2 separate regions of the Homo sapiens genome follow, and region 1 is linked to region 2. A link is a loop called in an ENCODE intact Hi-C map of the cell type or tissue named here. Cell type or tissue: chondrocyte. All regions are shown on one strand. Each heading gives the region's core, and the rest is flanking DNA. Links, peaks and the distances in the headings are about the cores only. Region 1 has its middle 47 kb from the start of LINC01252. Region 2 overlaps LINC02366 (long intergenic non-protein coding RNA 2366).

Region 1 (17,592 bases), core at 4,168-12,167, 730 kb after region 2:
ATGCGCTAATCCCATCGCCAGAATTCAGCTTTCAGTATCTCAACATTTGGGGTTTCAACATTTGGGATTACAGCATTCGGAATTGTGTCTTTTGGGATTATAATTGGCATCATTATTACCACACCTAGAAAATTAATTGCTTAGTATCATTAAGTATTTCATGTTTCTATTTCTCTGATCTTAAAACGCTTTTTCCATTTGTTTGTTTGAATTGTTTTGCAGATATGATTCAGACCCTGTGATGAATTGAAATGTCTCCTAAGCCTCATTTTATCTATAAATTCCTCCTTTTGTCTATTTTTTCTTGCTTTTAAAAATCTTAATTGAAATAGCTGGGTTGTTTTTTCTATAGAATTTCCCCCACAGTCTGGATTTTGCTGAGCTACATGCCTTTAATGCCATTTAACACATTCTTCTGTTTTGTCTATTTCCTATACATTGGTAGTTACACCCTGAGGCTTGATCGGGCTCAGGGCCAATTTTTGCTCTGCAAGACTACATCATAGGTGTCAGCGGTTCTTCAGGAGGCATTTAATGTCTGTTTTCCTCTCCATTTGGACGCGGTCAGTCATTGAGAACCATTATCTGGCTCCGTAAGTGTGCATTCTGAGGCCAGTCCCTTCACTGTGCTTACTCACCAGACCAGTCACACACTAATAAGCAGCTACTGTAAAGGTGGGTGTCGGAGGGTAGAAATAGATAACATATAATTTGACCCGGAAGTAATAGGCAATCCACGGGGGAGCAAACTACAAACTACATTGGGAGACATAAAAACTATTATGGTCCACGCAAGTGGTGAAATTGAAGGCTCTAAAGGTAATATGACATCACAAAGGAGGGGGATAATCAGCATTCTTCAGCCCCTGGCCACCTGTCAGCATAAGAAAGCCTTTGACATGATTTCATGTTCACAATGTTTTTTCAAATAAATCAATAGAATAATGAGGCATCACATGACCCAGTGAAACATCTCAGCTTCATACATATAGTTTAAAAACAATGTAGCTTAGCAGCTGGACATGAAGAAAATATATTAACATTTCAATAGACGGAAAACTTGATATCACCAATAGTAAATGTCCTCTTACCGCCCAAATGTCTCTCCCACCCAATAATTAATGTGATCCTAGACTATATTAGCAGAATTATCAAATCTAGACTCTAAAAGATAATGATTCAATTCTATTCTACACCAGTCAAGACATTCCATGAGAACTACAAGAGGAAAATATCAAATACCATCACATTTACTTCTATACCCATATCTATATCTGTCTACGTGCTACCACAAACTATGGACACTCCTGGCATTGTATTTTTAAGTTGATGATTATACAGAATGTTTAAAAACCCCTGGGCTACACCATGAAGCAGATTTGATCAGTGGAAGCCATTTGAGCTGGTTTCATGTCCTTTTGCCATTTTCCCATAATTTTATTTGTTTGGCTCCTTTTTTTTTTCAGTACAAACATACATACACACACCAATTACATTTACATCTACACCTTTATCTGTATCTGTCTACCTACATACTAAAAACCATAAATCTACTGATACCTTCAATCCCAATCTAGTACCACAGATCACAGGGATCATTCCAGTTTCTTCTCTTTCTATACTTGCAATTTCCTTCTCAGATAGTGAAAAACCTGGCTTCCAATAACCTTAAATATATTTACCTATTTGATCAATCCCAGTGTATGTAACTTATCTCCCATCTTCCCTGCCACTCCCTCCCTGCTCTGACTCTGATTCCCATTGCAAGCCACTCTCCCATAAGATGCCTTCCTTAACTGGCTTGGGCTCTGACACTCCGCATCAGGACACACTCCTTCCTCACATTAACACTGTCTTCACCCAGTGCAGGTTCTGACACCCATACCAGGCTATGTTAGCTCTGTACCACCTCCCATACCAAAGATGGTTTAGGATTGAATTGTTCAGGAAGGGATGGGAAAGGAGAGAAAGTGAGAAAAAATAAAAGAAATCAGAAGAAAAACTAGACTTTTGGTAGAGAAGAAAAATAGATGAGGGTAGATTAGAGACACCAGTTAGGAATCTAGGAATCTTGCATTCCAAGTAAAGGGTAATGATAGTTTTATAGGACTGTGGCAGTGAGGTAGAAGTGAATCAAGTTGAGAAACGTTTAGGAAGTAAAATGGATGGAACTTGATGATAGATTCAATATAATGCATGAGAGAAAGGGAGAGAGTCATGTTGAGGATGACTCAACGGTTTCCAGCTTCATAGCTTTATGGATAATGATACCGTTGCTGAGCAAAGGAACACTGGAAAAGAACCATATTCTACATATCCACCAATTTCATTATTTCGTACATAGCATTAATATATCTCCCTTGTATTATAGTTATTTATAGGCATATAGGTTTCTGATATCAAGGCTTTTCAGAGGTTTGCAAAGTAAGGCCCACGGGTCAAATTAAGACCTGTTTGGCCCATAGCTAAGAATTGTCTTTACATTTTTAAGGTTGTTAAAAGAAAAAAAACAAAGATAAATATGTGACATAGACTGTATGTGGTCAGCAAAGTCTAAAATGTCTGCTCCCTGACTCTTTATTTAAAAAGTCTGGGGATCCCTGCTTTCTATGGTTCATTTTGTTTTATTAGATAATGAACACATGCTAATAAAGTTGAATTTAATACTTAAAAACAAGATATCTTCCAAGGAATTTAAAATTGTAAAATTAATACATAGGAAGCATAAGTTTCATGTGTATAGCATATAGAAAAATGCATAATTTTGAAGTTCAGAAAATGAAAAAAATTTGTTCTTAGTCAACAAAAATTCATAAAGAAAAAGAGTTTGTAAAAATGTGAAGGTTCACCTTGGATGAACACGTTGGAAGTAATTCAAGCATTATTGAATTTTTGTATTGAGATGAATGTGTTTTTAATCTTTCAAAATTATATATTATGGATGATAAATTATTTTCTCCTAAACACCAAGTTTTATTGCTTATAGTTTCTCAGTTTCACCTTTACTTTTTTAATGATAACTAGAATATCATTAACACAGAATGTTAATGAGTGAACCATGGCTCAACAGTTTAGTCAATGTGAAGCCAAATTCCAATGCCTCATTTATGATTGCACTTGTATAGAACCCAATAATTTTTTGATGTAAAACTATTGCTTCACCTTATCTACAGACCCCCACCACAGTCCACTTTGTGCCATGTTCTGTAGCTTGTACCTAGAATTAAGGTTTGGATATTTTTGCTGCTGGCTGCCTTTGGTAATTAATTTTATTTCGTCTAGTTTTCTTAAGAGGCAAGGTTACAGGAATTGCCATGTAAATGAATATGCAAGTTAGTAACTTAAGCTTATAGCCAATGCACTATATTTTTAATAGGATAGTAGCTGGATTGATCTGTTTTGCATACAGGTGGTTTTATACAAAGCATATTAGGCATGGGGGAAGGAGCAAAAAAGGAGGGAGAAAGACAGAGACTCTGTCCTGTCCCCTCCATCCAATGAACCAAACTTTAAACACTTAGTTTACGGCAGACTTCCTTTATGATGCATTTTCTTATCCCTCCCTTATCTGTTTTTGAGTTTAGTGTTAACTGTTTTTTTTTAATACCCCACCATATGTTGTTCAAATGTCTATCTATACAACTGTCACACTTCAGGACAGTTGGTCCACATTTCTACTCCTGCCTGCTAGACTGAAGACTCCTTAGGGAAAAGACTGCACCTCCTCTATCTTTCTAGTCCCCTTACCTAATACAGTGCCTACCACGAAGCAGGTAGGTTTGTAAGATGAAGGAATCCATGGATAGTTTGTAATTCTTGGGAGATGACAATGCCTAGTGGGAGTGGCCAGAAGGATTCTTTAAGGATGAAAAAGAATGAAGAGTAATAAGGGGAGGCTGAATGTTGGATGTTCTGGGAGTCACTCCTTCTCCTCTGTGGTTTCTGACCATTGAGAGATCAAATGGGGATGACAGCAGAGATGGCTAAGTTGTCCCCACTATCTATTCTCTCCTTCTTCCAAGGTGATGGAGTCCTCAAATTTTGCCTAAATACATGACTACCCACAAATGAGACTTCAATTCCCAGCATCTCTTGCAGGTGGGTGTGGTCATGTGACTGACATCTGGCCAATGGGATGTAGGCATGTGCTCAATGGCAGTTTCTAGGCCATTGCTTCCTTTTCTCTCCTCATCCTCCAACCTCGATTAAAAGGTCAAGGGCTACATCCAAGGAATGGTGGGGCAGAAAGGAGGAAGGAGCCTGGTATCCCAAGGACTTCATAGGGCAGAGCTGATACACAAGCTTCATAATACAAAATCTGGACTATTGCCTGAGAAAGAAATTAATATTTTTTCATCCTTTCTCTCTTTTCTTTTTCTTTCTTTCTTTCTTTTCCTTCTTTCTTTCCCTCTCTCTTTCTTTCTTTCCCTCTCTCTTTCTTTCTTTTCTTCTTTGTCTTCTTTTCCTTTCTTTTCTTTCTTTCTACCAGCTTTTCCTAGCTTTTTATTGTGGTAAAATAGACCTAACCTAAAATTTACCATCAAAACCATTTTTAAGCATACAGCTCAGTGGCATTCGCACATTTACACTGCTGTGCAGCCGTCACCACCAGCCATTTCCAGGACTTTGCCATCATCCCAACCTGAAACTCTACCCATGAAACACAAGCTGCCCAACTCCCACCTTGTTTCCCCATCCCTGGCGGCCACTGCTTCTGCTGCTATGAACTGGACTGTTCTAGGCACCTCACATAAGTGGACTCACACAATATCTGTCCTTTCATGTCTAGCTTCTCTATTTAATTTTTTTTAATAAAACCTTTTAAGAGACAGGGGTCTCATTATTTTGCCCAGGCTGGTCATGAACTCCTGGCCTCTGGTGATCCTCCCACGTCATCATGACTGACTTCTCTATTTAATTTTTTTTTCTTTTTTTTTTTAAGATGGAGCGTTGCTCTGTCACCCAGGCTGGAGTGCAGTGGTGCAATCTCGGCTCTCTGCAACCTCCACCTCCCAGCTTTCAAGCAATTCTGCCTCAGCCTCCCGAGTAGCTGGGAATACATGTGCATGCTACCACGCCCAGCTAATTTTTTGTATTTTTAGTAGAGACAGGGTTTCACCATATTAGCCAGGATGGTCTTGATCTCTCGACCTTGTGATCCGCCCACCTCGACCTCCCAAAGTGCTGGGATTACAGGCGTGAGTCACTGTGCCTGGCCTCTATTTATTTTTTAAAGGTGGGTGGGAACTAAGTGGACCATAGAGGAGCTTCCCGCACAGGTAAAGACAAGGTCGGGTGTACTGAGAGACGCAGGAAAGTGGGTCAGGGTGTAGGGCTGGAGGGCAGCTATGGCCTCTGGGCCTGGACTATGGCCTCTGCCCCGGGGCACACACAGAGCAAGGGCTGCCCAGAGGAGCCAAGACTGGCTGTCAGCCTGGCCCTGAGCCCAGGGGGAAGGCAGTGAGGGACAGAGGACAGAGTACACAGGTCCTGTCTTTGGCCATAAGCAACCCGAAATGAGGCTTAGTCTCCTTCCTGGAAGCCCACTCTGTGCCTCACATGGTGGGCCCCAGCGTGAAGTATGTGACTGCGTGACTCCAGTTCCTATGTTGACCAGGATGTTCTTGAACTCCTGGGGCCAAGAAATCCTCCCACCTCAGCCTTCCAAAGTTCTGGGATTATAGGTGTAAGCCACTGCTCCCCACCTGGAATGCTGTCTTTGTACCAGCTCCCTGGGCCTGGTAGAGAGGCACACATTCTGCTAAGAGACTTTTCCTGACTTCCCTAACCCTAGAAGGGATTTGTCCCTCCTTATTTTACTCATGGCTGGATTAGAGTTCCATTGTTTTTGAGGCTATTTTCCTGGCCAGTGCAGGGTCTCATTCATTTCTGTAGTGATCATGGTCTGCACTGAAGACAGGATCAGTAGATGTTTGCAGACAGAATGAATAAACCACTAATCAGTCTCTTAATGCTTGAATGGACTTGCTACTTCCTTGTTTCGATTTGTGTCTGTACAATCCCCTCACATGGATAGTACAGTAAACACACACGGACTCCCTCAGATGTGGTAACTAACACGGAATTCATCTTAAGATATGCAAAGAAAGTATCTTACATCTTTATCCGCCTCCTGATCTTACAGATGGGAGAACTGAGGCAGAAGACTAAGTTAAGATGGCCAGCAAATTTGCACTGGTATAAATACAAACAAAGGGAGGGGAGGAACATTCTTGAAAGGGGTGTGGTGGTCTCAGATGGTTGGGTTCCTCGGATGGTGGAGGATCAGTTGGCCGTGCCTTGGTTATCTGACAGGAGGGAAGAGAAGTGGGAGGTGAGGAGTAGTTCCTGGGTCCTCATGAGTATTTGAGGCAGGTTCAGGTCTGAGAAGCCAAGGATATCCTTCCTGGAAGCCTGAGTTAGGAGGAGGAACTCACTGCTGGAGAAAAAGTTGAAGAGGAAGGAAGACAGACATCTCAGATCATGGGAAGTGCTGGCCTGAGGAGGCGAGGACAGAACCATCAGGGTAGAAGTAGGGGCTGAGGAAGCCGGCAGGGGGAGCAGAGGAGTAGGTACCAGCATGGTGAAGAGGTGCAGTGCATTGTGTATGATACACACATTATTATTATTGGGAATAACCGTGTATCAGAGTGCAGTTCTCAGCCTGAAGAATGGGAAATGGAAAGGATCAGAGATTCAGAGAAGGCACATGGCCCTTTAAGACCAAATGAAGCCTCCTAGGCATTTCCTGCCACACTCACCCAGGCCCACCCACACCTCTGTTGCAATGGAGGGCCTCACTACAGTGCCCAGTAGAGCTGGCCTAGGGCACAATGCCAGGCCTGATGAATGTCTTTCTGGCCATGTTCAAGCAACAGGCTGTGATTAGGCCTAATTATAGGGGCCTGGTCTCTTAATATTCTGCGTGGCATGTCTCTTGCCAATCAAATCAGTGCCATGTGCAGTGTGATTCCTGCTTTAGTGGCATTGGGGGAGGAGTTAATTCAACCCAGTATAAATAGATTGTGCTCTCACCTTGCAATTTGAGGATTATTTTTCCCACCTGTCATGCACCTCCTTCCTTCTGGCTCCCTAAGCTCTAGTCTGGGTGAGCAGGGCCTGGACACTGCTATACCTAGAGTCACTAGCCACTGCCCAGTCTGTGTAAGAAGCAGGCCTCGAATTCCTCAGGGTTAGAGTGGGAAGAACCCATGTGTGCACATTTGCTTTTCCAACCTGGGCACCATTTGGCAGCTGATTCGGGCAATTCTCTCACCACCACCACACTGCCCATGTATCCCTGTTTCCAGCCTCTGTTTTCCTCTGCAGCCAGGGCTCCTTTCTTGTATACCCAAGGTGGGGAGCTGAACTGAGATCATGTATGGACAGGGTTCTTGGCAGGTACCAAGCACCTTATAAGGGGTGAGGAAATGTTGCTCCTTCTCCAAGTTCCTCCATTTTCCCTACCAATTACCCAGCCCCTGGTCCTGCCCATTCCCTCCCTCATTCACTCAGCAGCTATCAGCAGAATCCCATCTCCTATGAGCTCCTGGCCTCCCACCAAATGCTCTGTCTCCCATCCCCACCTTTATAGACTGAAGCTGTGCACACGATTAGGATAAGGGCTGTGGTGTCTCAACACCACGCTACCTGAGGTAAGTGGGTGCCGGTGGGCGTGGGTGGCTCTGATGCTCTGGCTCCCACCCACAGGCACCATGACTCCTGCGAGGACCCAGCATCCCCTGGCAGATCAGACCTATGCCTTGTCCCACATCCCACCAGACCTGCAGTGAGAGGAGGCCGTCCGGCAGGTGGCAGATGCCCGGCAGTGCCTGCAGAAGGTCCCTGGAGACATCTTCAGCAGGTGGGTGCTGCCACCCATCCCCCACCTGATCAGAGGGCCGCCCCCTGTCCTTCTGCGGTCACCTGCGTTTATCCTGCTTCCCTCCCACGCCCGAACCTCTTGCTCGCCTCCTCCCTCTTCTCAATGCCCTGCGAGTAGCAAAGCCTCCTCTGGACGCCAAGAGACAGGAAGGGCTGCCCTGGGCCATGACCCTGCCCCGCGGTGGGTGTGTGAAAGTCAGGGTGGCAGTGACGCGGCGCCTGCGGCGAGAGGAAGACTAGGCCAGGGGGAGAAGGAAGAAAGCCGACCGCTGGGCTGCTGGGATCCCGCGCCCTCGCGCTCCCCACCGCCGCCCAGGCGCAGGAAGGGCTCAAGAGGCTGGCGGGCGGCTTGGAGAGACTTCTGGAGAATCCGGTGCGCCGGGCTCTACCTCAAGGAGCTCAGGGCCATCGTGCTGAACCAACAGAGGCTCGTCCGCACCCAGCGCCAGAGCATCGACGAGCTGGAGCGGCGGCTGAACGAGCTGAGCGCCTAGAATCGCAGCCTGTGGGAGCATCCGCAGCTGCCGCAAGCGCAGCCTCCGCCCGGATTCCTTACCTCGTAGCCGTCCCCGCTGCCGGCCCTCCTAGGCACCGCTGCCGCCGCCACCGCCGGGGCCCAGGAACATCTTCAGGACCACGGACAGCGCTCATCCGCCCGGCCACTGCCCGCGCCCGAGCTGGCATCGTTTCAGAACCACGAACAGCTCCTGGCGCAACCCGAGCCAGACCCTGGAGGCAGGGCTCACACAACCCAGTCGCCCCATCAGCACCCGGGAACACTTGGGGTCAAGGCCAACAAGGAGAAGAAAGGTCCCCCGGGTTGCTGCGCTGCCCCCGGAACCCCCCTTCAGCAAGAATCTCCCGCGCCCTCGGCAAGGGAGTCCTGAGCAGGAGACCTGAGTGAGCGGGGAAGAGCAGATGAGCACTGCTGTGGTGGAAGCAAGGGAAGCAAGCGGGTGTGAGGGGGAGATGCAGAAATTGGGTGCGTGGGAGTCTAAAGGACCTGGGTGATGTGGCGCGAAGGGGTGAGAAGATGCTTGGGGGCAGAAGCCTGACAGGGAGATTTCGGGGAAAAGAGGGGAAAATATTAGTGTTTGAGAAGGTTTTGGGGAATGTTGGCGCAAAAAGGAGTAACCAGATCATCAGTAGGGGCAAAAGACGAAAGAAAGAGGATATTTAAGCGATTGGGGATATTGGGAACTGGCAGCATTTAAAGGGACTAGACTAGAAGGAAGTTGGAGTGAAGATCAAACTGAAGAAAATAGAACCATTGAAATATTTTTTTAAGTTAGAAAAAAAATGGAAGGGAGTTTCAGTAGTAGAAGTATTTGAATGGAGAGTGAGATACGAAAAAGTCAGAGACATGGAGGCATGCGAAGAGCTTTACAAGGGCTGGGGCCAAGGAAGAGTAGGACTGGGGTAGAGGGGAATTCAGAAGGTGGAGAACAACGCTGAAAAGCAGGAGTGATGTGGGAAACCAGGGGAGCTGGAGGCAGAGGAAGAGAAAATGTGGCTCTTTACCTGGTGCGGCGGGAGTCACAGCCAAGAGGGGCTCATTTGGGGAAGTTTTCTCTACTCTGACCCAAGTGAGCACCTTTCTTCTGAGCACCCCCCAAAGTGGGGTGCTCACTTCAAAGTGAGCCGAAGGGGTGGAAGTGTTGCAAGGAAACACCCATCAAACCAATGAAGAACTCACATATACCTTGAGGACTCCGTCTGGTAATAGCGTTTTCCTCCGACTCAAGGAGGATTTTCATGCAATAGCGTTGGCCATCGTGGAAAGGGAACAATGACATGGGGGATGGTTGGCAGATGGAGTTGATATTCGGTTGTCATGCCTGTTTTAATCTTCTTGTTAGGGCCAGCAACTGCAAACCTTATTTCCTTTTGGCTATTTGCTGATCACTAAAATCTCATCGTGGGTCATGAGAGAAATGCTATCCTCCCAGGACCTAGGACCTCAAGCTCTTTCTTCACTCAGGAGGTCCATAAACTAGGAATATGGGAAGAAACCTTAAACGGGCTGGAATATTCTCTTCTCTGTACTGAAAAGTCTGTGCCCATGTCAGCTTTCCTTCTCTGATTAGACAGGTGATGGGAAACTGCATGGAAGACCAGTGAGAGGGAAATTGTATCTGGTCAGCACCTGGCCTTGACAATGGTGATGCTCAAGGGGATGGAGAGAGGTAAAGTAGAGCTGAGGATCTCATCTTCATTCAGTCTCATGTGTGCTTCAAATCTTGGGGATAACTGTGAAGATTTGCTGTATTCCTTAAAACTCATTTTTTTTCTCTCGTCTGTTGTGGACTTAGAGAAGCTAAGTTAGGGCATGTTAGCTCACAGTGTAAGCTGACCAGAACCATAGAATCTAAGAGGAAACATCGAAGATGATCTGGCTTGGCAGACCTACAACATTTCATTCAAGTCCCAAAAACATGCAGTTTTCTATCCCATTTCCTTCAAAGACCCATTTGCACTTCCCTCAGTTTCACCTGTTTTTTTTTCTGTTTTTTTCTTTTTTTTTTTTGGTTGTTTTGTTTCATTTCTTTGTCTAGCATAAAAAGCAGAAAATCAGTTTTCCCTCATTCCTCAAGGCTCAGCAAAAAGGGACATTCTTCCACGATACTAAGTGGTCTTTTCTCCTAAGGAGAGAGAACTTTTCCTTCTTTGGGGTAAATGCCAAAGAGTATAATTGCTCGGTCACATGAGAAGTGCACGTTTGGTTTTTGAAGAAACTGCCAAAATACTTTGCAGAGTCACTATACCGTGTTCTAGTCATGCCCACGATGTATGAAAGATCCAGTTTCTTTGCATCCTTGCTAACATTTTGTGTCATTTTTTATCTTATCCATTCTAACAGGCATAGTGGTAGCCCATTGTGGTTTTAATTTGCATTTCTTAATGGCTAATGTTGCTGACCATATTTATATGTGCATATTTGCTGATCACATTTTCTTTGGTGAAATGTCTCTTCGTGTCTTTTGACCATTTTCTCATGGGATAGTGTTTTAAAATGTATTGAGTTTTGAGAGTTTTTCATAGATTCTATATATAAGTCCTTTGTTATATGGTTTGAAGATGTTTTCACTCAGTCTGTAGCATTTCTTTTTGTCCCTGTAATAGGATCCTTCACAGAGCAAGAGCCCTAAATTATTTTGAAGTTCACCTTACCAGTTTTTCCTTCTATGAATTGTTTTTGTGTCATGTCTCAGAACTAGGTGTTGAAATTTCTCCTGTTTTCTTCTAAAAGTTTAATAGCTTTCCATGTTAAATTTAAATCTGTGATCCATTGAAATTAATTTTGATATAAGATAGGAATTTTAGGTTGAGGTTCAAATTTTGCACATGAAAATGCCATTGTTCCCATAGCATTTGGTGAAGGATTCTCGTTTCTCTATTGAGTTGCCTTTGCAGCTTTGTTGGAAATCACTTGGCCATGTTTGTGTAGATCCACTTCTGGACTTTGTGTTCTGTTCCACTGGTCTGTATATCCAGCCCTTCCCCAAAACACACACTGTCGTGACTCCTCTAACATCAGAGTAGGACTTCAAACTGTGTAGCACAATTCCTCCTACTGAATTCATCTTTTTATCTTTACCTTTTCATATAAATTTAGGAATCAGTTTGTCTATACAGACAAAATATCCTGTGCTGAGATTTTGGTGGATTTGCTTTAAAGGAATACATCAATTTTGGAAGAATTAAAATTTTTAGTGTGTTGAGTTTTCCCATCCATGAATATATCTCTTCATTTGTTTGGGCTTTCTTTGATTTTGTTTATAGCATTTTTGGTTTTCAGAATACAGATTCTTATATACCTAAGAATTTCATTTTTCAGAGGTATTATAAATGGAATTTTTGCAAAATTTTAAATGTCCAGTTATTACTAGCATATAAATATTGAATTTAGTTTTATATGTTGACCTTGTATTATTTCTGGGTTTTCTTCCCCCCAAGGAAGTCACTTTTCTACACAAGGAAGTCACTCTGGCTCTCTCTCCATGTTTGTCTACACAGTGCCTGCCCTTCCAGGAGTAGGAAAGTCCCTCATCTAGAGCTCAACCTTGGGCCTTAAGAGTGTGTGGTGGGGGGTGTTCAAGCATCCCGCCAACAATGTGGAGATGTGGCAGAAACCCATTTACCTGTTACATTGGTATTTGGCTCCACAAAGAAATGTTTCATTGCTTTGTCATAAAAATAAATTAATGAATTAAGTTAAAACAAAAAGTGGCTCCACAAAGAAGCCGTGTAAGCATCTGCCCATTGGACTTCCTTCAATGCACCATCCCTCTCACCAGGCTGTGGGGAGGACAGGGAGCTGGGGCTGGGAAGGGCAGCAGGAAGAGGAAGGTGTGCTTAGGGACAGGCAAAGGTGCCCCATCCCTGACAATTGTAGGACACTTCTTTCCCCATATATTTCCCTACAACTTCCTAAAATTGTAGCTGCTGGAGAACCTGGACTCTGGTGACTGAGGGCTGCCCTGTGAGTGAGGTTAGGGCTTTCCCATCTGCCTTCACACAGGAGCCTGTGTCACATGGCACCTGGGCAGCACAAGGAGAGGAACATCAATAGAGGGGGAACAGGGTGGCACACACCCTCACACCTCACCAGGTAGGCTGATATGGCTGGAAAAACACCAACAGATGAAAAGCACCCTTTTCTCATCTTCCCAAAGTAAATCCTTGAGACATCAGCTGCTCCACACGCTGGTCACTGTGGGTGGGGAGCTGAACACCTCCTTCCATGAAATGGGAAAAGACACAGAGGGAGTCAAAATACGCCCCTTGTTTGCCTGCCTTCACCCTCCCCAGTCCTCTCTGTGCTGGTATTTGCCCCAGAGCCAGGTCTTCTTTAAAAACCAAAATTACTCCAGCCTCTGTCAGCAAGTGTTTGACTCCCCTGGGGTTTTAAAGAGGTCTTCTCAGGCCCCTGATTTCTGTTCCCTGACACCTGCCTCATCAGCAAGCGCACATAAGTAGCTGCCTACAAGCATCCTATAATCACTCAGTAGATGAACAGCAGGGCTAATAGGGACCCCAGTGGGCATCCAAGCCTTGATTCAATGAGACATAGATTTGACAGATTCCCATCATGTACAGATGCACCTAATGGAATGAAACTTCATGCCCTTTATTTACCTTAGGTGCGTGTATTGCACCCTGGTGAGTCCTACTCTACTTTAGTCTGTTCTATTTTATTAAAAAATCAATTCACAATCCCTACTGGTTCAGCCTGCCATCCAAGAAGCACTGTTGCATTCCAACCCCATTTTCCAGACAAGACCATGGACTCACTGATCCATGGTTCCACCCCACACCTCTGAGGATGACTTCACACCTGTTCCTGGCACAGTACAGAGACTTGAAGTACTTATAGATGTGCACGAATGCTGGTTGTGCAAAGACCACATGTGTATATGCCTGCAAGCCTTATTCTCATTCTCAGCCAGGTAAGGCCTCTTTATATTTTTTTCTTTTGCATATCACCCTCACTCTTGCAGAGCACACTTCTGTTTGTTTGATCTTGTGCATGGTACCCATTAAGGTCACCCTGCTCTCAACCTTCTCTGAAGCCTATACCCCTCAGTGTTGTACCACTCTGAGGGAGATTAGTGAGAAACTGTCTGTATTATCTTTCTCTTCTGAGACCCTCCTAGTTTCCTAGTTTGTGGAATCTCCCTGAGGATTGAGACCAGGTTCTTCATGACATAGCAGAGTGCCTGAGTGTACCAAGAACTCTAGAAGGACTAAAATATGTTAAAATACAGGTTTTTTCTGATTTCTAAGGTAGGTGGTGGTCATGTATTAATTTGTATTCTCTAAGAATCAATGTAGAGAATAGTATCTCATAAGGAACATCAGATTATTTATCTATTTATCTTGGTTTTACAGTGGCTATGTTTCACCGAGTCAGAAAAGTAGTTCTGTCACCCCCGCTGCCCCATTTTCTGGCAGGGACACAAAGGCACAGGATGGTTGAGTGATCTGTCAAGAGTCACTGGTTGGGACTATTTCCATGTTTTTCCTTACTCACTAGATTCTTCTTTCTATGCCAGAGGAAAAGGAGGCATCTCTGCTAATCCTCCCCCCACTTCCCAAGAAGAAAGCACCAGGTCCCCTGAAAGCCACATGCTGTGCTGGCCTGGCTGCTGCTCCCCGACACTCCCCGGGGAGAGGGGCCTGGTGCCCCCTCCCACCACCTCCAGCCACACCTCTCCTGTCTTCAAAAGCCGATGAGGCTAGTCCTTCCTCACTCTAAAGTCCTTTCAGAAAACCTTCTGAAACAGTGTGTCTCCAACTGCTATGAATGCCACCCACAGTCATAAAGATGTTTCACACAGAGATCACCTAGATATATACAGATATTGGCAATTCAGCCAGTGTTGCACAACACAGTATTTAACTTTGTGAAATTTGATGCACTCTGATGGTTTCTATTTTGATATGCTATGCTATGCTATGCTATTCTTTTAAGGGCCCATTATAACTGACCAAGTGGATGTCATAACTTTTAATGAATCTAGATCTGCAGCTAAAATACTTCAAAAATTCCAGCAAGGACAAAAACGCAGGCCTAGATTTGCCACCAGTGCCCTCTTCTGGGCAGTTTTATTATAAGTACTGCCTTGAAACATTGTTTAATTGTCAACATCTGTATGTGTGAACTGAGTCTCACCAGAAAATAGATTTATGTCTGTTGGTTACAGCTTAAAAGATTTAAGAAGCAATGTTTAGAAATACTCCTGGTGAAAAGGCCAAGCTAAAAAGGACGTGTGTGTGTGTGTGTGTGTGTGTGTGTGTGTGTGAGAGAGAGAGAGAGAGAGAGAGAGGCAGAGAGAGAGAGAGAAAGAGAGAGGCAGAGAGAGAGAGATAGGCTGTACGGATTTTTCTCTGTGATCTCCTCTCCTCCTGCAAATTAGCCCGAGGTGGGATCTCAGAGACCTGGCCCTGCCTCCCCAAACCCATTCCCACACCGAGGCCAGCCTGGGAAGAGGGCAACAGAGCTCATATCTCTGTGGAGAGGAGGCTGGGCTCAATGCAGGCCTCTGTGTCGTTGTTCATCTTCACTTCATAGGTCTTGTCCTGAGACCCCTCCTGCTGACACACCATGGTTGTCTGGCTCTCCCAGGAAAAGCACCTACAGTGTTCAAGATGGAGAAAATCATCAGGAACTGCCACCCTCCCCCACTTTGCTCAGCACACGTGCACACATTACTCATGCACACACACACATGTACATGCATGCACAAATATGTGCACATACACACATGTGAACATGCGTGCAATTTCTGTGGCTTCATTCTCCTGTGATGGCCGATGAAACCATGGAGCCACAGAAGTGTTAAGATTAGGGAGAAGGTTTCATGTGGGAGAAGGACATCTGGTGTTGGATCCGAGGAGATCTGAGTCCTGACCCCAAGTCACTTATCCTCTGGCCCAAGTCACTTAGCCCACCCCATTCCTCAGTTTCCCTTTCTATGAAATTTATATTACATATGCCCTGCCTAACTCAGAGGCAACAGATGAGACATTGCTCTGGGGGTGGAAAGAGCCGGGTTTGACTGAAGGGTCCTAGGCTGTGCCATATAGGGCAGGGTGGACCCATGAGAAGACTGTTCCCCATCCGCCCCCAGCTGTGACAGCTAGGCCTTTGAAAATTTGGCACATCTCAGATGTCCCTGTCATCCTATTTTGATGGTGCCCTTGATTCTGACACCTGCTCCCTGGATTAAAGACACAGAGAGGAAACCTCACCTAGAGGGTTTTGCTCTCCTGAGCAGAGGGCAGTGAGCCTGAGTCCTTGCTGAGTCTAAATCCCTCCTGATGTCCACACCCTTCCACACTAAGATGTGCCTTTCCCACTGGGACACGGTCTTCTGGTCACTGGGTCATGTCTTCTTTAGCTCTGGGCCATGAGCTCTTCCTTTTCTTATCTGTGCTCAGCTCAGTGCCTCCCTCTGTCTTACTTCCTGTAGACCCTGCATGCCCGGCACGCTTTATCCTCAGACCACTGAGGGCATCAGAGAAAGATCCCAGTCCATCCTCTCAGTGCTGAGAGCTGAATCAGTGCCCCTGGCTTTGAGTATCTCAGGCAGGGTAAGGGCAGTTCTCTCTCGTGGAGGCCTGCAGATCGCCACCTGCCCCGCAGTGGGAAGGAAAGATGAGAGGTGAGAGCTCCAGGTAGATTAGGAGGCGAGGGAGATAGAGTGGGCTTTGGAGAGGAACGGGGGGATGAACTGGAGATGCAGAGTGTCAGCAGGCAATAGCATTTCTGGGGACCACCGGGCACAGGATGTGCTGGCCTATCCTCAACACAAGCAATGCTGGTACCTGAGCTGTCCTTAACTTTGAGCTGCAACACGGAGGACAAGGCCCAGGAGCAGGAATGTGGGCTACACTTTTCTTCATCAAGCTGAATCTTGGCACCCTGTGTGTTGTTTGTCCCAACTGCAGTGGGCAGAGAGGGAACCAACACTTCATGAGCACTGACTGTGGGCTGGGCACTGCTAGGTGCTTTGCGTGTGTTTTGCTTCACAAAGAGATGCATCTGTGGGGACAAGGAAATCCCTGGGGTCTCCTCCCCCAGCTCCTCTAAACATCCCTCTCCTCTTACATCATAGAGAACAAAGCTTCACAAGAAAATGCCCTTAGAAGCTGGGGAATAAATCCACCCTGAGCTGCTAAAGTTGGACATGGAGCCCTCCTTAAGCAGAGGCTTGGATGGGGCCAGCAGGGAAGAAGGCGGTGTGGGGACTGAGTCAGCACCTCTCTGGAATGAGAGTCTCCCGACCTACTTTCAGGCAAGGCAAGTCAGAGAATTCCTTTCTGGCCACGCTTCACGGGAGAAAGGGTCAGAGAGTTACCTTCCTGCTCCTGCTGTTTTCTGCATTTCCTTCCATGTAAAATATTCAGCAGACCAAGGGGCCACATGTTGGGGTAATGTGTTCTGGACCCTGACACTATCCTCCTACCTCTCTGACCATTTCCTCTCTGTTTCTTTGTGGAGTTCTCTCCCAGGCGTCCATCCCCGTCCATCATGGGGACCCTGCCAGGGAGGGTGGGAGGAGGAAGCCAGGGATCTGGGGTGATCTGAGGACAGCCTGAGAGGACATGATGAGACGGAGGGGGCAGGGTTAAAGGGCCAACTACATTAGGTTGATTCGCATGAAATTGCTGATATTTGGTCATTTTTTACTTACAAAAATCATAAGTTCATCTGGTTCAAACTAAAACTTCAAAACTTGCTTCAGTAGGGTTCATGTTGAACTGGACTTGCAGCCAGGCAGTTGGGAACTCAAGGCACTTACAGGAAGGTGACTGGAAGCCTTGCAGCAAGGCTTCTCTGTGCACCTTGCAGCGTCGCAGTCACAGCAGGAAGCACATGCTTCACTTAGGAAGCAGGGGACTCATGTGGAATCCTGTCTAGCCACAAAGTCACTCTTCTCCAGCTGAAAAGTGTATAGCCGACTTATCATAAAACTCCCTCTCACTACTGCAGGAGGACAGAGAAAGTACAGCACATTTCTGCACCTCCGAGACTGGGAAGCCTGCTCTGGGTGATCTTGCAGAGCAGGCCCTGTGGTTACATTGTTGTGTGGATCTGCACAGCAGGCTGGAAGGCAGAGTCACAGCTAGAGCTTTAGAAATAGCGTGGGTAAAGAGGTGGTTCTTCAAGGATATGTGCAGAAAATTCTCTGCCAATACAAA
Region 2 (11,995 bases), core at 1-8,000:
TGTTTGATTACCCATGAATAGAACATACTGCTCTTTCTCAAATTTGCATCATTAGATGGAGCCCTTGAGGGAATAACATTTCAGGAGATGAAATTTTGAGGATTCACATTTGAAATGGAAGATTCCAATCCTCATACAAATCCAAAGGGAATTAAAGCTCTTCTCTTGAAGTTCAATGCACTTTAACTTGGCTTTGGATAAACAGAGTGCCAAGCTGAGCTAATGATTTTCCCCAACTTCTACGACTGTTCTTCTTATTCCATTCATACTGCTTTGAAGTAGATAGCTTTTAAAATTTTCTAAACTGAAATTCTAATAGTCTTCCTATCCAAATTGTGTGAGTCAGGGCAAAGAAAAAAGTTGAAAATACAAAGTAGATGTTTGGATAAGGCTATATTTGCAGAAACTCACATAAGGGCTTAAGAGAAGACAGTAGTGGAATAATAATGTGAAATTAGTCTATGTTTATAATAACTGTTGTCCTGTTCCCTGATAAGACTGCTTTTGTGTTACTTTTAAAAAATACTACAGTCATGATCTGGTCACTTCTTCCTTCCTACAGCCACTATTATTTATTTCTGCAGTGTGCTCCTGTGCCCCACTACCATCGCCCCACATCTCATTCTGAATACTATACAGCTATCAACTTTCTCTTTGACACTGACTATCCTATTTGTTTTCTAATTTCTGCCCTTATCTTGTATAAAAGAAGATAATTGGTCACAATCTTGCCTCCTGTCTGTAATAGCTCTGATTCTTTTCTGTTAATGTCTTCCTCTGCATGCCAAAGACATGGCTGCCACTGCCTTGGATCCTGTCTCTGGTTTTAACCTACTACTTGGCTGTCTTACCAACTCATCCTCACCCTCCATATACCAATACATGCTGTCAGTATGTGGGAGGCAATCTTTTCTTTCATCCTGCTGTAAATATCCCAAAGAAGAAATGCATGCATTCTAAGGAACATTCATATCATTCATCATTATCACTAATATTTATTGAATATTTATGAATGTGCCAAGATAAGTACTTTATACATGTAATGTTATTTAATTATCACAAAATGCTATGAGTTAATTACTGTTTCTCTTTCATAGATAAAGAGAATGAATGCAGCTTAGAGAGGTTAATTAGTATGCTCTAATTACACAGCTAGTAAGTGATGAAGATTGATTTTGACACTGCATCTGACTTCACAACATAAACACTTAACCCTTGGGTTCTGTTACTCAAGAAAAGTTTTCTTCTTTGGGTGTATTCTCTCAATCAAGCCTTTCTCCTGCTTATAAAATGGTCTTTCTTATTTTTGTAATTTTTCATAGATAATTGGTAAAGTATCAATTTCTACCATTAGAAACCTTTTTTTCGGATATGCAGTGTTTGAGACAAGCATAACTCTTTAGAAAGCAATTAATTAAGTTCTTTCAGTTTTAATAATGCTCCAGGTCAAATGGAGGAGCCAAGTCCTGAGTTCATGGAAATCACTGGATTTGATGTTTTGTGTTTATGTGAGAACCAACATTTTTTTTTTTTTACTTCCTAATTTCCTTCTATGGAGGCAAGTTTGTCTTAATTTTCCTTTCGAGGTGTTGTGAAAAAATGCCATTGTTCACCACATTGTTCTCTGGATCCTCTATACAACTTCCAACATCTCACTTCCAACGTTTTTGCTAAGGGAATGCATAACGTGTCATCCATCTTTATTTTTAAATTGAATTTCTATGAACTAAATTAAATCTTACATTAGATATTATACATTAACGTGGGTCTCTCTATTATAGATGCTTTCTCTGATGCTCCTTTGTGACTCCTTTTTTTCTACTGACAAATCAGAAAGTTCTCCTAGATCCTTTCCCAAAAGAGTTTTTGGGTCATCAGGCAATTACATTTGTGTTATCTTAACCTTTTGTTGTTTATCATTCTTGTCACAGTTAAGGAAGACAGCAGAATCCATATATCATTTGACAATTGTTAGTAACACAGAACACCATGAAATAGGTGGTAAATCATAGGAAGGAAATGTTCCGGTTAAAGCCACCTCAAACTCCAGGGGCCATTCCTGGGTAGCAGCAATGCTGTTATTGTTCTCTACAAGCTATATAAGTGAGGATCCCCAAATTTCTACAGCAGAGAGGGAAGTATGAGTCTGATTTAAAGATATTTTCTTTCTTTCTTTTAGCTACCTCGCTGGCTTTGAGCACAACCCAGGAAGAAGTTTGAAACCAAGAAAATGGTAAGTCTGATATGATGACAGTTATAAAGTTTTGAGACATGTTAGCAACTAAATTGTCTTTTTTGCTTCAGTCATGTTTTTCCTTTCCTTTTTCCTAGACCATAGAGAACAAGATGTAACAGAATTATATTACAATTTCAACCCTAATTCCAACATAACAACTGACTAGACAATCTACTCAGCACATGACTTGTTAAATCATGATTCCACTTCATATTTGTCTTTTTAGTCTATTGATTTCTCTTATCAGTTACATACGATGTCAGTTCTTCTAATCAGTAGTACAGATTAACAACGACTACACCCTAACATTTCTAAGATTTCTCTTATCCTTTCTCAAGAGTCTTGCCTTATTATTTTAATCATGTGGTATTGAAATTTCAGGGAGATATTTAGCTTATTTTGAATAGCATTTCTAATAGTTAATTGAAATAATCAAAGGACAATTTCTTGTTGATACACTTGTCACTTTGGTCAATTAAAATACAATTTTAGAATGCTAATTAAATTGATTAAAGAAGTTTTTTTTCTATAGAATTGTAAAGATAAGCCTTCTTCAACTTACTAATCTTAAATTAAGAATGTATTTACTGAATACCTATTATGTAGAGGGTGCAAAAGAAACATGTGATGTGACTTACTGCGTTTAGGTAACAGACCATCTGAGTAAGGGTCGAATATACTTAGTAAGGTAGTACATAAAAGAAGTACTAAATTCGACGTCTTTACTGATAGATTATGTAATACAAACAAGTGATACACATTCCATAGACCCGCAGGATTAAGATAATGACCAAGGGAGTCAGTCTCTCTTTGCAGTACTGTATGAGAGCAGAGTAAAAGTCGGCGATAGAGGGCTCATGGCAGGACAAGTGTTTAGAAAGTTACTTCCACTCTTTGACTAAGTATTGGTTGAAAGGTGTGCCGCCAAAACTGTAACCAAAGGAGCCATTATGCTTCTGGAAAAATCTCAAGGAAAAGTATTGGCAGCCACAGTAGTAGCTGTTGGATCAGGCTCTAAAGGAAAGGGTGGAGAGATTCAACCAGTTCGTGTGAACGTTAGAGATAATGTTCTTCTTCCAGAATATGGAGGCACCAAAGTAGATGACAAGGATTAGTTCTCATTTAGAGATGGTGACATTCTTGGGAAGTATGTAGACTGAAATAAATCCTGTTGAAATAGCATCGACACGAAGCTTCCCATTCCACTGAAGTTCTGAAATCTTTCATCATGTAAATAATTTATATATCTCTCTTTTACACTAAGCTAATGATAAATAATGACACAAATAATAATGACTAAGTTATTTGAATCAAATAAAAAGAGATTAAAAGGAGCCAGATGAAATGAACAAGAATGGAGTATACTTGATTGAATTATTTTTTCATAGTTATGTTTGCACTATTATATGTCACGCTATTGCAATGAACATTAAAAGAGTAGTGCTTGGAATAAGATTAATAGTAACTATTGTACATTTATCATTTGAACCTCTCCATGCTTATGGATTTTGTTATTTTAAAAAGTACCATTTTTCACATACAAATAATATAAAACATAATTTAAAATTGAAATATTTACAAGTCAACCTCAGGTGTCATTACAAAGTTTTCAGCTAAATTTTAAAATCATGTTTTTAGTTTTAAGAACCTATTTTTTTCATTCTTGTTAGTTTATCTAATATTCCTTTTTGTAACTTACATTCTATATTTGGTCTTATATGTTTTCAATGTTATATATTACTTAAAAATAAACTTAAAGTAGGAAGCCACATTATGAACAAAATAAAAGGACCATGAAAATGGTTGCAATTGATATCTAGAAATAGGATGATGTATAAAGTGGGTTGCATCAAAGCTATACTTACATTTACCACAGGGTGACACCCTAGCATCATTAATGAAAATAAAACTCGAATACATACAGAAGCATAATCACAATATGATGAAAACTAGCTCAAATTATTACAAGTTCTTTCTTTCAAGGAAATCATCATGAGGAACCAGGGTTTAAGCATTATGCTTAGTATTTTATAAGTTTAATTTTCCCTGACTCTAGTTACCTCTAGATTTTAGATAATTCTAAAAAATTATCTTAAATAATTCTAAATAATTATCCAGAATGATTCTATGTAATTAGAGAAAACTAGATAATTCTAACATCTAATTGTACTTCTTCTCTTGGCATCTGCCCTTTCCTCCTAGTCATATCTTCTTTTATTTAAAGAGAAAAATGAATCCTACCTAATCCTCAAGCCAGTTATGTATCAGCTCACTCAGTTCTTGAAAAATAATCCTTGATTTGTAGAATCCACTTTCTAATTACTCTCCAATCAACAGGAGTTTTGTCTCCAATGCCATCTTTCTATTAAAACTAGCTTTCAAAGTTTCAATGAGCTCAATGAGTATCAAAATGAGCTTGCATTTGACACTAACTGCTGTTCATCCTCCTCCTTCGGAAACTCTCTTCTAGTAAGGTTTGATGGCATTAGCCTCTTCTAAATTTGTTGTTATCTGTTAGGTTGTTGCTATTCTATTTTATTAGTTCTTCTTCCTTAGCCTCTTCCTTATATGGTTGCATCCTCCAGAATTTTGCCACCAAAAGATCTGTCAGCCAGTCAGTTTTCTGTAGAGTAGCCCAGAGACTATTTTCTCAATCCTTTCCTTCGAGTTTAAGAAACACAATGCAGCCAGTATTGATTTCATAAGGTGGTGGGTTTTGGGGCATGCACATCTTTTTCTTGAGTTTCCATCCAAGATTTAAGGTTTTAGTTCCTGATGCTGAGAACACTCAAGGCAGATGGCAGGCGGCTTCCCCTCTGAATCCTTTTCAGGCTCATCCTTCTATCTTTTCAACTTATCCACTGCCACCACTTGTCTCTTCTTGCATTGATTCTGACGAGTGGTTCTACTGCTGGGCTCTACTGTTGGGTAGGGAGAAAAAAGCGGTCTTGGATCCTGCATGTGAAGGTGGAGAGGAAAATAACTCCAAGTGTTGTATTGTGTTAGGTCAGATTCTTCAGAAGCCAATCCTTAAATGGGACTGCTTTTAAGAATATTTATTGAGAGCTCTCTCCGAGAGGGGATTTAGGAAGCAGGGTAGATAAGGAATAAAGCTAAGCAAAATGTGGTCTCACGCGCAGACTAGCTTAGTCTAACCCCACAGAGAAAAGTCTGGAACACCTATTGCTCCATAGAGTTAGTCTCACTTGAGGCAGGGAGGCCAGACTTTTATACCTTCATGTCAGAGAGCCACTGCTAAGGGTAGTTACCTGGAGAATGGGGTAGCTGTGAGTTGCTAGTAGCCAATACTCAACAGCAAGTCGATGGCCACTGGCCAGTAAAGGGGATGAGGGCAGGGCTCCCATAATTTCCCTACCTGTTGTCTTCAGATGGAGGATCTGAAAGCAAATCATACTTTTTCACTGCAAAGGTTAATCCTTGCTAATATCCTAGAGGTAGACACGTTCTGTCTTTGTCCTAGTGTTTAGTCACTTTTAAAAACTCCATTTACATATGGACAACAAAAAGTAGAAACTTTACAGTGGAGAAAGCTGGCACATACCATCTTAAATAAGTAATCAAGTTAACAGCATCAGTAAGTACCAAGACACAGTGATATCAGGCACCCCCTGATGTGATCCAAGGAGAAGGGCTCTTCACCTCTGTGGTACTCTTTCCAAAATCCATAACTGCAGTTTAGTTATAAAAAAATCAGACAAACACGAATTGAAGGACACTCTATAAAACAGCTGACCAGTACTCTTCTTAGATATACAGGTCATAAAAGACAAGGAAAGACTGTGACACTCTCACAGATTAGAGGAAACTAAGAAGTTATAAATAATGCAAGGTGGGATCTTGCATGGAATCCTGAAACAGTAAATGAACACTAGTGGAAAAAAGGAAATTTAAATTAAATTTATAGTGTAGTTGAGAGTATTCTACCACTGCTAACTTCTTCATTTTGATAGTTGTACCATGGTTATGTAAGAGGCAAACATAAAAGGAAGGTAAGTGAAAGGTATACAGGCACTCTCTATTATTTTGGCAACCACTCCGAAATCTAAAATCATCCAAAACTTAAAATATTTTTTTCCTTTACAAATCCTTATTCTGTTTACTTATAAATGAGGGACTGGGTTTGTGATGAAGAAGAATCCATTCTGCCATATTACAAGTGCATATAGTTGACAAAATAATATTCCTATTGAACAGTGAAAAATCAATAACATAATATTCCTATTGAACAGTGAAAAATCAATAACATAAAGGAATATGTATGTCAAGCATAATTTTATGCTACATATTCACTGAGATGATACATGACAAATGGATGTAGTATGGCAAATAGAAAAGAGCTACTTTGTTTTCCAGTCACTTACTATAGTAATTGCCTTAGAATGAGAACAACATATTATCAAGTCAGTTTAGAATTTGCTGCAAGAAGATGTTTGGGCAAGAAGAAAGCACTTATTTTATACTTTATTCTCCATTTCCCCTAGGTGGTTGGGAAGACCAGGATGCGCAATGGCAAGGTGAGATCCTGGTTATCTCTTTTTCTTCTAGCATTTGTTTCCCTAAGTGGAATACGAGATTTACTGCATTTTTTTGGTGAATGATATGAAATAGAGGACAGATGTTCATGACTGGAGGGCTTATTGAGAATTATGTTAAGCTGTAAGTAATAGAATTCTTGACTAACTGTAGCTTAAACAAATAGCAGTTTCATTTTTGTATATAATGGGAAGTCTGGAGGTAGACAGGCTCCTGTATTTCGGCTCCTCTGTCTTCCTTTGGGGGTGCTCCACCCATTGCAAGATACCCAGCAGCCCTGCCTCACTTACTGAATAGTTAGGGAGCTCCAGTGCTGTGACAGTCAGATCAGCCAGCAAAGAGTTCCGAAATGCTCCCACTTGAGATCCACTGGGCACATTATTCCCCTGAACAAAATCAGGGTTCTATTAGCAAAGAAGAGGAGAAAGAGAACTTGGGCTAGCACTCCCTGCCAGAGAAGATAATGAAGTAGAAAACAAAGGGCAGCATTACATTTATTTACTTTTACTCTCAGATCAGGGACTGACCTGCATTGGAAATTAGTTACTGAGTACATTGTGCAATGTGCAAAAGTAATGTAACATAATGTAATTCTGCCACCTGAAACTGCGACCATGTTACACGTAGCAAAGAGGGAGTGAGGGAAAGGAAGGTAAAAGACATCACTATCATCTGATAAACAAGCAAGAGTTGGAGAATAATTACCCACAGGGTAATTGAGAGGATTGAACAAAGTCATAGTGAAAGAAAATGTCACAGAAAAATGAGCTATGCAGGACATTTTATCAAAACTTTTTTCCAGAATTAATCAGACTGATGAAAGAAAACATTGTAATATGTATAGCTCCTCCACGAAAAGTGTGGTAAGCTGCTCCAATTCTGTTACTCTCCTATTAAAGGAAACTAAGGGTTATAGAGAAAAGAAAAATTCATCTTTAAGCTGAAATTAATACTTGATTGATTCTATAATTCTACTATTTTTCCTTTTTTTTTCTTTTTTAGGAAGTCAATTCAGACAACCATGTTAGTTTTATTTATTGTTTAATTTACAGATTATGTGTGTGTGTGTATTGTTTTATCTTTTCTTTGAGAGACAGAATCTTACTTTGTCAACCAAGCTGGAGTGTAGTGGTGCAATGACAGCTCACTGCAGCCTTCATCTCCTGGACTTGAGTGATCCTCCCACTTCAGCCTCCCAAGTAACTGGGACTATAGGCTCACACCACCACAACTGGCTAATTTTGTATTTTTTGTAGAGACAGGGTTTTGCTATGTTGCCTAGGCTGGTCTTGAGCTCCTGGGGTCAAGTGATCCTCCTGCCTCCAGCCTCTGACACTATATTTTTACTCTTTTCTCTTATGTACAGTGTTCCCAAGTCTATGGTATAATGAACATCAGGAGTTAATATATTCATATGTTAAATTTTCTTAACTTTCTATAGTGTCATAATGGCATAGAATCATTATGGAAGTTTATAATACTCCCTGTCATTTACTAATTACTGATGATATTTATTTGCATTTTAATAAGAAGCCTGTAACCTAACTGACCTCATGTAAAGGAAGAAAGCTATTCCGGTTAGTCCTAGTGAAATTTGATCAGTGCTTCTTGAATTACAGTAAATGTGAACAGATAACATATACAGTGTGCAAAAACTTCTGAAAATAACTCATTTATGTAGATTACATAACTAGAGTTAAAGAATTAGGGACCCTTAGCATTGCAAGGTACTTTTAGGAATCTCCTTGGATTTAATTATTCTCTTTAGCAGTAATCTTTGTCTAATATACTGTAAATTTTACTAGTTTATTATCTATGTTGTCCACTCTTTTCTTTTTTCTATTTACTGCTGTATCTGGAGTGCTGACAACTCTGGAATACACAGTAGGCACCCAATACATACAAGGGAGTAAATGAATGAATTAAAGCTGTCTGTATCTGCTGATCATCCACAATTTAGACGTCCTATACTACATTCCAAGTAAGCCTACATTTGAACACATCTGGTAATTTTAAAAATGTGTACACCTATGAAAATATTTTAATATATAGCACTGCAATAAAACTCTATTAAAATAGAAAAACATGAGTTGAACATCTTTCCATATTGTATAAGTAATTTCTTGGCCCCAATTTATTTCAAATGCACATATTCCAAATAAACATACATATACTAAATCTATATATATTCTGAATATATCCTTCCCAAATATGTATATAAATATTTCAAATATATATTTTCTAAATATATATATTCCATACATATGTAATATATATCAAATTATTACACTAAACAGGTTGGATTTAGTCTAAGAGCCAGTTTATAATTATACCTTAGAAATATACCCAGTAGTGCTTTATAGTGCTTTTAAAACATGATTTAAGGAGCAAAATCAGCTAACAGAAGAGCATAATTAAGGAGATTATAGACATATCTTTTAAAGAAATTAAATTCCTGGTACAAATAAGAGAAGGTAAAAAGCTCACAATTCCTTTTTTCTTTCATAGTTGAGGGCAAGCGGGGTACGTGTCCTGAATTTATAGAATCTTTTGACACAAAGCAAGAGAGCCACAGTCAAGACTCAAGTCAAAAGAAATTTAGACCCCATCTGGGCAAACAGGCCTCTAAGCAACAATCTAAGATTTCCACCTATTGTTCTGGCATTCCTTGTATAAATGATTATGACTGCAGAGATCTTAGGAAGTGCTGTGGTACCTTTAGATGTGGCCTGAGGTGCATACATCCTCTTATGATTGGCCCTGTATTTTTCAATTCACCTCCACAATCCAAGGCATAAGTAAGTATCGGGCAACATGATCCCCTCATCAGTTCTCTGACTCTCTTAAAATACTTTCTGTATCTTTTGTCTTAGTAGTCTTCCAACCCAACCTCATATTTTATATTCTATTATAACTATAGTATAGAATTTATAGTTAGAATGGTCTAGAATATAGTCCACTTTCTCTATGGCATATAAAAAGGCATGCCATCTCAGAAGAAATTCTGCATATATGCCACCTGATTTCAATTATTTATTCATTCAATTAACATTTATTGGATGCCCACAATATGTCACACAGTGAGAATGCAGGGATGGAAGTGACAGATTGGAACCCCTATGGTTATGCAGTTGATAATATTAGCATATGGTCTTTATCGTTCACTAAGCAACCAGATCTCTTCCTTTCTTTTATTCCCTTCTGCACCCCTTCCATCTCTAAGGAAAAGAAAGCATAAATCTCACATCACTTAAAAGTTAGGCATCAGTTTTTAAGCCTTGGTTGAATTACTTTCTTCTCTGTTTTCCTCCCAGATATTGGATGGAGAAATGGATTCAGATGGAGGCATCATTGAGCTTATTCTTGACTCATCTCAGTCCAAACATTACTCTGTCAATCGTTGTTCTTAAAATCTGCATATTAAAAGCTCAGCATCAACTATTTTTGAGCTCTGTGTCTCATTCAGGGGTTTTGATTAATTTTGAGTTCTAAGGGTACTGGAAATAACTGGATTAGCAAAGCATATGGTCTTCTCTGCTGTTCTCTTGGGATACCTATGGACCAATGGGGTATACCCAAAGTTTCTTTAGAAGATGAAATCTAAGGGATTCTGGAAAATATTCAGAAGACACACATTTCAATTTAATCATTGAAATGGCCTGCAGATAATTCTGAAAGTCCACATGCCATACAGGTTCTTTGTTCCTGTTTTGTTTTGTATGTAATTGGTATTATTTTAATCTTTTGTTTGATATTGATCTAATCTTTTACTATTTGTTTTGGAGAAATATACGGAAGAAATCCATGCCAATGACATTTACTAATCTGCTTAAGTTAAAGCACAAATTAGATTAGTGAAATCCATGGGGGTCATCTCTTATGATGTCCACTTCAATATGACAGATTTTTCCCATTTGTATAATTTGAACTTGTTAATTTAAGAAATAATTAATGAACTTTAATGAAGCCTATCTTTGCACAGATGTGCTTCGTAATATGGCATGAAAATGCATGAATCATATGGATAGTAACTTGTATGAATTCAATGAACAAAGAAATTGCTGGTATACGCTATAGCTGACCATGCTGGCAAATATTCTCATTTGTTTTTATATTTTATTCAGTGATGGGGAAGAAGAAACTCCAGAAAAAAGAATTCCACATATATATTAGGATGTTTCTTTTATACTTTTTCAAAGAAAACTTGTTAGAAAAAAAAGAAAAATTATGTTTACTAAAAGGTAGTAGCCAAAATTTGCATATAGCTCAGCATTGTATTATGTTGCTCAAGGCTTACATTCAATATACTCCTCTGCAAAGCTGTAATTCTGATTTTGTTTTACTGAGTCAATGAAGAAGAAAATTATTGTGTTCCCGTAGTACTGAAATGAAAGTGAGCTTGCAGCTGGAGTGATGAGATGAGACTAATCTTGCTGGTAGTGTCTAATTGCCGCTAAACATGGTGGGCCTTAGGCATTTTGAATATCAAGAGGTAGGTTGATGACAATGATAGTCAAAAATTGGAATTGACCACTTTAGCTGCTAACTAAGTAAGACTACTTCCTACCACCATGAGCTATGTAGTGTAGCTATCAACTTTTAAAATTTGTTTTTATTTACTTTGAATTCCACAATTAATATATAAATTCATTCTCAGTGTAAACATATTTTTAAAAATTATGAACAAACTAAAAATCCTTCTTGACTTACCTAAAAATAACTACTATAATCTATTTGGTTTATTATCTGCACAGGCCTTTTGGGGTGCCTTTATGTTTAAGAACATTTATAAATATATACTGTTATTTTGTGTACTTAATTAAACATAAAGTATGCATCATAGCATATCCATTGTGATCCAGCTTTAGTTTCTTACTTAACAATATGTCTTGGAGGTAATTCCACGTCAACTTATAAAGAACTGCCTTTTTTTTTTTTACTGCTGCTTAGGATTTTATACAATAGATATATTAGAATTAACTCCAGCAATCCTCTGCTGGGGGCCATGTAAATGGCTATAATGTTTTTGCTATAACAAATAATTTTTAATATATACCATATTTAAATATACATGTTTTAATATAAGCATTATTATTATGTAGGTATGGTAAGACCAACACGTCAGAAGATGACTACCATTGAAGAGATAGTGTGTTATTTGCAGATCCCAAGAGAATGGGACACACCATGTCATGCTGTGGATGT

Evidence for each region. Peaks named below come from ENCODE experiments on the same cell type or tissue, not always from the same donor. Only the 100,000 strongest peaks of a DNase experiment are listed, where the experiment ranks them.
Region 1: it touches region 2 in a loop (4-fold over the local background); 4 of 110 quality-filtered maps call a loop at or near these places.

Annotation. Positions count from the first base shown.
Region 1 is chr12:11,492,238-11,509,829 of GRCh38, forward strand. It overlaps the pseudogene IQSEC3P2. Among named protein-coding and RNA genes, the nearest start is that of LINC01252, 47 kb to the right of the region's middle. RefSeq lists an enhancer at 7,472-8,362. In chondrocyte, for the core only: a CTCF peak has its summit at 6,551 (motif pointing right); DNase peaks (open chromatin) are centred at 8,099 and 8,504.
Region 2 is chr12:10,767,214-10,779,208 of GRCh38, forward strand. LINC02366 (long intergenic non-protein coding RNA 2366) reads left to right here. Exons shown (of 7, transcript NR_120463.1): 2 at 2,180-2,233; 3 at 6,739-6,771; 4 at 7,593-7,653; 5 at 8,652-8,771; 6 at 9,299-9,588; 7 at 10,105-10,238. It also overlaps the pseudogene HSPE1P12. Among named protein-coding and RNA genes, the nearest start is that of LINC02366, 23 kb to the left of the region's middle. In chondrocyte, for the core only: CTCF peaks have their summits at 4,111 and 4,335; no DNase peak of the experiment used is centred there.